Linked DNA regions of Mus musculus: region 1 is linked to region 2. The links are chromatin contacts, found by Hi-C or POLR2A ChIA-PET in ENCODE. All regions are on one chromosome and are shown on one strand. The core of a region is the stretch at or near the end of the contact, and the rest is flanking DNA. Distances in the headings are between cores, read along the strand shown. Region 1 overlaps Cyth1 (cytohesin 1). Region 2 overlaps Cyth1 (cytohesin 1).

Region 1 (4,630 bases), core at 657-3,156, 61 kb after region 2:
TGGCAGGTAGCCTGGTCAGGGGCACAGGCAGAGATCTGTCAGCAAGGACCTTCAGCTCAGGTTCTCCAGCCTCTGAGCGTGCTGGTCAGGGATGCCCTACCTCTAAGTGACCTCTAATCTGGTTCTGTACCCTTGAGACAGAAAGGCAACCATCTGGTTTATACCAGAGAGCTAAGTATCATACTGGTCATGGGTGCTTCGAACAGAGAAGACAAAACTCTGTCTAACCAAAGGGTCTCCTCTGACACATGCAACATTCAGAAAGGAGAGCGCAGTGCCTGCAAACCCACACAGGGCGTCTGTCAGCACAAGCCAGACTAACTGCCCATTCAGCCTGCAGTGTTTCCTCTAGAGCAGGTCTCAACTTGTGTTGTGGTAGCCCCCAAACATAAAATTGTTCTCGTGGAGCTTAAGAGATGGCTCAGCAGTTAGAGCACTGACTGTTTTTCCAGACTTTCTGAGTTCAAATCCCAGCAACCACATAGTGGCTCACAACCATCTGTAATGAGAGCTGATGCCCTCTTCTGGTGTGTCTGAAGACAGCTACTGTGCACTTATATATCATAAATAAATAAATCTTTTAAAAGAAATTATTCTTGTTGCTACTTCATAACTGTAATTTTGCTACTGTTATGAACTGTAATATAAATATCTGTGTTTTCTGATGAACAAAAAAGATGAATGGAATAATTCCATGAAAGGATTGGTCAAATCACAAAAGGGTTGTGACCCACAGGTTGAGAACCACTGCTCTAAAGGAAAGATCCTTAACTTTTTTACAGAATAACATAAAGCAGAAAACTTTTAATTTTAGGAGTGAAATCAGTGACAGGTTCAATGCAACTAAAATTGACCAAAATCTGACTCAAGCTCTCATCAAAACTGACACCTACTTTCTCTATGCTTAAAATATCAGAATGAGCAAACTGCGTAAATCAGTTGATTTGACAGAGGCCATTAAAAGGGTTCATCGCGGTTAAGGCACCACCATCCTATAGCCAGCCCATGATAAACAGGTATGCAAGACAAAGATTTCCAATCTGTCTAGGAACCAACAGATTTACTGAGGTATCCTTTGATGACCAGGACATCAGTTCCTATTGAAAAGCTCTTAGCTGCTAACCCTCCCACCAGGCTTCTTTGCACTTATGTGTACTTGTACCTAGTCCCCAACATGCTAACATCACCTAGGATATAACTATGGCAAGCATATGCCTCTAAGGCAGCCCTCAGTTCCATAAGTGTGTTCTTTTCAAGCCGAGTCATTAAGTGTGTAACTAAATGTGAAAACAATCAAAGTCATCCAGATCACAGAAGAACAAAGAGAAGTGGCTCTCTATATGTTAAATATGCCCAAGAGAGCCCGCACTCCTGCTGGGGATGGAGAAGGAAAGCAAACTCGATCTCCGTGACTGCTAGGCTACAGCCTGTATGTGACCCTAGGCCCCACAGCCTGCTCGAGATGCCCAAAAATTTAAAAAGCAGCTCTCTTCCAAGTGCCATTCTCCCTGTCTTGTCCAGAACACTGCATACACTTTGCTCTCTGAAGAGAGCAAAGGCAAGCCATGAAGACCCCATCTCCACCCGCTCACTCCCAAATCAACGTTCTAAGGTCCATTTCTTCCCTCTCGTGGGAAGAAAGAAAAGTCTTAAGCCAATGAGAAACAGCTCCAGCAAGAGCTGCTCCCAGTGATGGTAGCAGGAATTCCACTCTGGTCCTGAAAAGCAGCCATAGAAGGGGCTCATCCTGCCAGGGCTCCGATGCAAAATCATCACTACTGGGAAGTCACCTTGGATGGCCCTGTCACTCCTCAAAGCTTATCGAAAGAGGAGTATGGAGTAATCCCGAATTAGCTAAGATCCTGGCAAAACCCATACAGTCTCAATTCAGAGAGTTCCCAATTCTGGCAAGAGGCCAACCCCCTGTGAACAACCCAGGGCACAGGAAATCAGGTTACAAGGCTTGAGGTAAGAAGTCGAGAAGAAACAAGATCCCCAAGTCAGTCCTCTCTTGTGTAGGATGTGCTGTGTAGAAATGACCCTTGCTCTCAAAGCCAAGAACTGGGAAGTAGGACATACACTGATCAGTAAAGAAGAAGCCTCAACGGAGAGAGAGCCCATCACCTGCGTGGGCAGAGACTGGGAGACCAACCGGTGCTGAGAATCATGAATGCTGTGCTTGAAACATCAGCATTCTGTCAGGATCACTAATCCTGTCTCTCTTAAAGCTGACCTTTAAAACTTTAAAGTCCCAACTTGAAAACTATTGTTGAGACTGGAGAGATGGCTCGGTGGTTGAGAGCACTTGCTGCTTTTGTAGAGGACCTGGGTTTGATTTCCCAGCAATCACATGTTGACTCACAGTCCTCTGTCACTCCAGTTCCAGAGGCCACAATGCTCTTTCTAGCCTCCAGGTACACGAGGCTCTCATGTGGTACACATAAACACACTCAGGCAAAACACTAACACATTCAAAACTAAATTTAAAAAATATAAATTATGCCGGGTGTAGTGGTGCATGCCTTTAATTCCAGCACTCGGGAGGCAGAGGCAGGCAGATTTCTGAGTTCGAGGCCAGCCTGGTCTACAAAGTGAGTTCCAGGACAGCCAGGGCTACACAGAGAAACCCTGTCTTGGAAAAACCAAATATATATATATATATATATATATATATATTACTTTTTCAGTCTTCTTGATACCCATACACCTGGATCCCTGTGGCTCACTGTGCACACAGTTTGTCCTCTCTCTGATATAGACCCTCCTTCTGGCTGTAGTACAACACATGGATTCCATTGTGTTGTGAATAGTGATTATTTCTACTCAACAACCCTTTCTCACCAAAACCAGAGACAATTCTCTTTTTAGTCCATTCTCTAAAGTACCTGCAAGAGCCCTAAATAATAATAATAATTTTATGGGTTCATAAAATTAGGTTGCAACTGGCCAGAGGCCCTGCTGTCACCAACAGACTACCACCTGCATCCTCTACACCTGCCCTTCTCACCCATGTGTTGTCTGTGGCAAGACTCCCACAGTAACCACAATTCAGGACAGCTCTGTGTCCACAGACCACAGAGTTCTTCTCCTGGGGTACTCCAGTGCTTCGGCTACCACACCTAACCATGCACAGAAACCAGGTCAGATCCTGGCAGTTTTCAGTGACCATTTTGACAGGAGACAGATGAGAGGTGGTCCTGAAGGCCTTGGGTGCTACGTCTGTTTTTATCTCACCACCCTGGCCCTGAGAATCCTCCGTACACTTCCCTCATGAGACGACACCAAGCGTGCAGCTGGGCTTCAGTAGTCCCCACATGCTATGCAAATCAACTATTTTCCTGTGTGTCGTACCTCACTGCTCACAGTTTACCAAGAAACTGAAACCTAGATTTTCTCAACCCTTCTTAAATACTGATAATCTAATTAAAACTGCTTCTACTTTGCTTGCACAGGATCCAGGAGCTCAATGTGAAGGTTACGTCACAAGCATTTCAGGAGCAAGGTGGGTACAGGAGCTCTGGCAGGTCTTTTCTGTGAGAGAACTTTCCAGTTCACTTGAAAGCTTTCCTAAACCTAACGATCAATTCAGTTTGCCTATGTCATCGAAAAGGAGCAGAAACAAGGTGTCCAGAACGCCTTTGCTATGAGGAAGGGTACATTCCGAGGGTACTTTTTAAAAATTTTTATGTGGGGAAGACAGGCATGGTGGTACACACCTTTAATCTCAATGCTGGAGAAGCAGAGACAGATAGAATTTGTATTTCAAGGCCAGCCTGGTCTACGTAGCAAGTTCTAGGCTAGCCAGAGCTATAGAGTAAAACTGATTTCAAAAAAAAAAGATAGCTGAAGAGCTAGCTCAGTGGTGAAGAGCAAGAGCACTGGCTGTTCTTCTGGGGACCCCAGGTCTGATTCTTAGCACACACGTGGCAGCTTATAACCCTCGGTAACTCCAGTTCCAGGGGATCTGACCGTACCTGAAGACAAAACACTCATAAAATAAAAACAAAATTAAATTTGGATGGACATGATCCTTAGAGAAGAGGTTAACTGGGTATGGTGCACATCTGTAACCCAGCACTTAGGACACGGTAGCAGGAACATCAGGAGTCCAAGGGTATCCTAAGTGACATATTGAGTTTGTGGCAAGCACAGCCTACCTGACACCTTGTCTCAATTAAAAAAAAAAAAAGTTAACAAATGAATCTAGGAATGAGCCCCAGCCATGAAGATCCACTCTGAGGAGGCCCTCGCATGGATCTGTGTTCACAACCCTGTGCAGTATTACATAGGACCCTACCTCGATTCCAGTCAGGCCCAGTGTCTGTGTCCTAAACAAGATATATACAAGATCTAAGTTTACACTTTTTTTTTTCTTTCTGAACAAACAGTTGATCATATAAGCTGACAGTAATGTCTGGCAGAACACCACAGTGCCATCAGAGTTCTTTCTAGAGCCAGCAAAGCCACAGCCTGCATAGGTGTAGTTATCACATGATCTCTGCCTGGTAAATACTAAAGAGGCCTGCAGAGGAGGCAGGCCTCACTGTTTGCTTCTGAAAGTCCCTTTAGTTGAATAGCAAACCTCCAAGACATGTGTTCTGCTTCAGCAAGCTATACATGAGCTGTGCGC
Region 2 (4,211 bases), core at 141-2,640:
TGTCTTTCTTAAGATACTCAACACTTTTCAAAATGTGTGCAAGGATGCACACATGTACACCCATGGATATACATGTACATATGTGTGTACACAAGAATACACATGCTTATGGTTCTGTGCATACAGGGACATATACAGACAACTACAGATGGCACGAAGTCCTGCCCTGTACAGCACACAGACACACGGCTGAGTCTCAGTGTGTCACATGGAAACACCTTATCGAGAGGTTAGAAACATGAAGCCACGACCTCACGATGAATGAGTCCCACACTGTTAAACTTTTATTCTTTGGGGTCTTGCTCTACCAGCAAAAGCTGGCACCTCAGTTTCTTGGGCCCCAGGGATTCTCCTGCTCTGTCCCCTGTGTGTCTGGGACTACAGGTGTGCATCATTTCACTCAGCTGAAATTCTTGAGTTTTAAAAATATAGGATATCTCATGAATTTACATGCCATCCTGGTACAAGAACCAAGATAATCTCTGCTCTAATTTTAGTATCTCAGCTGTCAAAGCTAACACTTAGCACTCGCAGGGAGACAAACTTCCCTGGAGGGGGAAGTAAACCTAAACTCGGACACTTTTAAACTTTCCAGCACATTCCTCTTTATTGGTCAGGGAAGAATACTGTGGAGCAGAAGGCTGCCTGTGGGGTAACCATTTCAGAGCCTTTGCTTCAGACCTTCTGCTACCGGCCACGTCCAGACACTGCAAGGCTCTGTAATCGTTGAAGCGGTCTTAAAGAGAACTGTCATGTAACAACACAGTTTTGGGCCTTTTAAAGGAAATGTCAATCCTCTGCTATCTGGATGAGTTAGCAACAGAGGGTGTGTCAGTAGCTCTACTGGATGCTGTCAGTCATGGCCAAGAGTGGGAGGACTACTTATCACAGGTCGAGTAACCAAATGGAAGAGGAGCGGGTCTCTTACAACATCTGCCCTCCTGATACGGGAAGGCCAAGGCAGAAGGGTACTGGAACACGCTCTCTAGTGGTCAAAAAGCCTCCACACTTTCATGTGCAGAGAGCTCAGTGACCTGTCTATGTCTGACGATTAATAAAGCAGACAGAGGTGGACATGTGCGTGCATGAGAACCCACTGATTGCTATTTGGCTACTTTGTCACCTTCCTAGCAAGGCATGACCATAAATCTTAACAATACAGGCTCACTTCTGGCAGAGGGAAGAGAAGCGCACTGCAGCTCTTTGAATGACACAATCATTACTGTGACTGGTTGGTGGTTGATTGGGACTGCGAGGGGCCAGAGCATGAGGAAGAGTGCTGTGGATTGTGCTGCAGCCAAGGGCTCTAGGTTTGCCATGCACACTGCCTGTGGGAGCCAGATGCAGAGGGAAGTGATGATGCACTGGGTGGGCAGGAGTGCCAGGGTAAATCTGGAATGGGAATAGAGAGATGGATATGGCTGCTTACCCACCCAAGGGTCCAGGTCCCTGGAAAGTGCCTCAGGGAGTATGGCTGCCTACTTGGGACTGGTCACACAGTGCCCAGATACATAAGGACAATGTTTGTAAGGGCAGAGTCTGTGTCCAGGAGTCTGTTCTGTGGTGACTGCTTGTCAACAGCTCCAGAATGGTATGGAGGTGGACTGCTGTGACCTGCCCGCTTCCCCACCCCCCAGCCCTGTGTGCACATAGCCTTTCCTCCTAGGCTCTGTTGCAGGCCCAGCTGGGGGAGGGACTTACCGAGCTTGAGCAGCCAGCCCTCTCGGTCTGGATTGAAGAAAGTGTGTGTGAGGTCATTCCCATCATCTTCGGGGATTTTAAAGGGCTCGTTTTTGATGCTCTCATAGAGATTCTGGATAAAAGACCACACTGCATGTCTGATTCGAGAAGTGCCTGTCCTTCCTCCCTTCCTCTCTACTCAGTCCACAGGTAGTCTCTGTAAGGCACAGAGACTAGAAAAGAACATGGCCATTCTCTGCTTTCTAGCAGCTCACAGGGACAAAAATAAGATGCCTGGTGGATAATTAAGGAAAAAAGAAATAGCTGCCTGGAGCCTACTCAGGCCTCTCAGCCTGGAGCCTACTTGAGCCTTTAATTTTCAGTTTCAGATTTAGAAGCCACCTCCCATCCTGATTCTCAGCTGGCCTTTGTGAAATTCACATATTTAAATGAATTAAGTGATCAGGCACTCAGCAAGTTATCCTTCTGTCTCCTCTCCTATGATCCGGATCCCGTTCGAGTGCATGCTTTGCCAGCTGACATGAAGTGGCTCTGGCCCTGCTCACCCGGAGCAGCTCCTCCGGCAGGTCTCCTCCGTCGTTGATGCCTCGGTTCATGGCGATGAATCTCTCCACCGTAGGCTTGTCTTTGACATTGGGGTTGTGTAGGCTGGTGTTCAGCATTATGATTGCGAAGGACAGGACATAGCAGGTGTCTAGAAAGAGGAGACCAGGCTGTGAGAGCAGAGGAGACAGCTACCCAGGACAGGAGACACTGGCAGGAAGAGCAGATGAGCCAAGTGTACATATGTTCCCAGGCTTATGTTCCTGGAAGGGGCAAGGCACATGACCTCACTAAAGACACTCATTCTATTTTTCAGATATAAAAGAACAGGAAAACAATAAAACGGCTGGGAGTAGTGGAGCATGACGTTAGCCTCCATACTCAAAAGGCATATTTCTGTGAGTTCCAGTACAGCCTGGTCTATAAAAGGCCAGCTAGGGCTATACAACAAAATCTCAGACCAATACAATGTATCAAAAAGAAAAAATTAACTGCAATTCTATTTAGTAATAATTTGGTCTGCTTTATTTCTTCTGTATAAATGTGCCTATAAAATCACTTTACAGACACTATAATGCACTATCACCCGAGCATATGTATGAGATAGATACATACACAGGGGATAGGTATATACATTACACACACATATATATGCTTTTTTGTTAATCTTATCATTTTCCCATGCCAATATCTTCATAAGAACATAATATTTCTTTCTTTTTAAGGCAAGGTCTTGCTTAAGTAGCCTAGCTAGCTATATTCATAAATTTGCTTTTGAGACAGAGTTTCTCTGTGTAGCCCTAGCTGTCCTGGTACTTGTCCTGAAGACCAGGCTAGCCACAAACTCAGAGATCTGCCTCTTGAGTGCTGGGATCAAAGGCTACCACTGCCCAGTGTTAAGACATCTTTAATAGTTATATGCTTTGTAATTCTGAACCCAGTGCTGCACACACATGAGGCAAGCACTCCTCCACTAAGCACACCAGGTGTAGTGCTGGTCTTCTGGATACGTTCAGTCTTTCCAGGTTGTACACACCAGTAAGTAACTGTTCTTGGAATGGACTCAGCCTCTTGTCCTAGCTCTCCCTCCCCGACTCACACAGAGGCTCCCTCCCTCACCTGTAGACTGGAACACCCCAGTATTGCACTGACAGTACCGCTGGGCAAAGGCCTCCATCATCCGGTCAATCTTCTGGGCCTCTCCAGGGAGCCGGAAGCTCCACAGGAACTGCCTGAGGGTGAAGACAGGAGCATTGTTTTGACCAGTTTTGCTGCTAGTGTGGCAGTTAATAACACATGGGGAAGGAAGTGGGGGCTTCAGAAACTGAACAGAAGCAAATGTAACCACTGTGGCCTTAAATGAACTGAGAAGCCAAGAAGAACAGCCCCACTTTAGAGCAACACACAAAAGTGAAATACAGATCTTAATCATTTAAAATGAACTCTAAAGGAAGAATTCATTCAGGGCAGTCACTATGGAACCCTGTAAATCATATGGGACCACAGCCACAAGGTTAGTTCTGCAACACTGCATCATTAAAAAATCAGAGTTCAAAAAAAAAAAAATCTTAGGATTTATATCCACGGCAGAAAAAAAATGGCTTTAAAGGGCACAAAACAAGCTTGGTTTAAAAGCTGAAGCTGAAGCCAGTGGTGGTACATGCCTTTAATCCCAGCACTTGGGAGGCCGAGACAGGCGGATTTCTGAGTTCGAGGCCAGCCTGGTCTACAAAGTGAGTTCCAGGACAGCCAGGGATACACAGAGAAACCCTGTCTGGAATACAAAACAAAATAAACAAACAAAAAAGCTGAAGTTGAGCCATGTGGTGGTGGTGCACTTGGGAAGCAGAAGCAGGAGGATATCTTGAGTTTGTGGCCAGCCTGGTGTATAGAGTTCCTGGACAGCCAAAGCTACAAAGAAAAACCCTGTCTCCAAGGGGAAAAATGATAGTTGATTTTTTCCTTTC

Evidence for each region. Hi-C counts contacts between places; a loop is a spot of excess contacts on that map. ChIA-PET counts read pairs that join two places held with the same protein, here RNA polymerase II (POLR2A).
Region 1: a map of v-Abl transformed pro-B cells shows a loop between it and region 2 (2.5-fold over the local background). The contact joins two enhancer-like sites. A Hi-C loop is called at or near these places in 1 of 37 maps with a recorded cell type or tissue (v-Abl transformed pro-B cells). POLR2A ChIA-PET finds 5 or more read pairs at or near these places in 1 of 5 experiments (Patski).

The regions. Positions count from the first base shown.
Region 1 is chr11:118,240,803-118,245,432 of GRCm38, forward strand. The region is part of intron 1 of Cyth1 (cytohesin 1); the gene reads right to left. Among named protein-coding and RNA genes, the nearest start is that of Cyth1, 5.4 kb to the right of the region's middle. RefSeq lists an enhancer at 1-383. Within about 2 kb of position 1,907, at least 1 of the 3 ENCODE cell types and tissues checked has a DNase peak (open chromatin) inside an H3K27ac peak, as active enhancers do.
Region 2 is chr11:118,180,519-118,184,729 of GRCm38, forward strand. Cyth1 (cytohesin 1) reads right to left here. Exons shown (of 14, transcript NM_011180.4): 7 at 3,364-3,476; 8 at 2,247-2,395; 9 at 1,702-1,813. Among named protein-coding and RNA genes, the nearest start is that of Gm38514, 45 kb to the left of the region's middle. Within about 2 kb of position 1,391, at least 1 of the 3 ENCODE cell types and tissues checked has a DNase peak (open chromatin) inside an H3K27ac peak, as active enhancers do.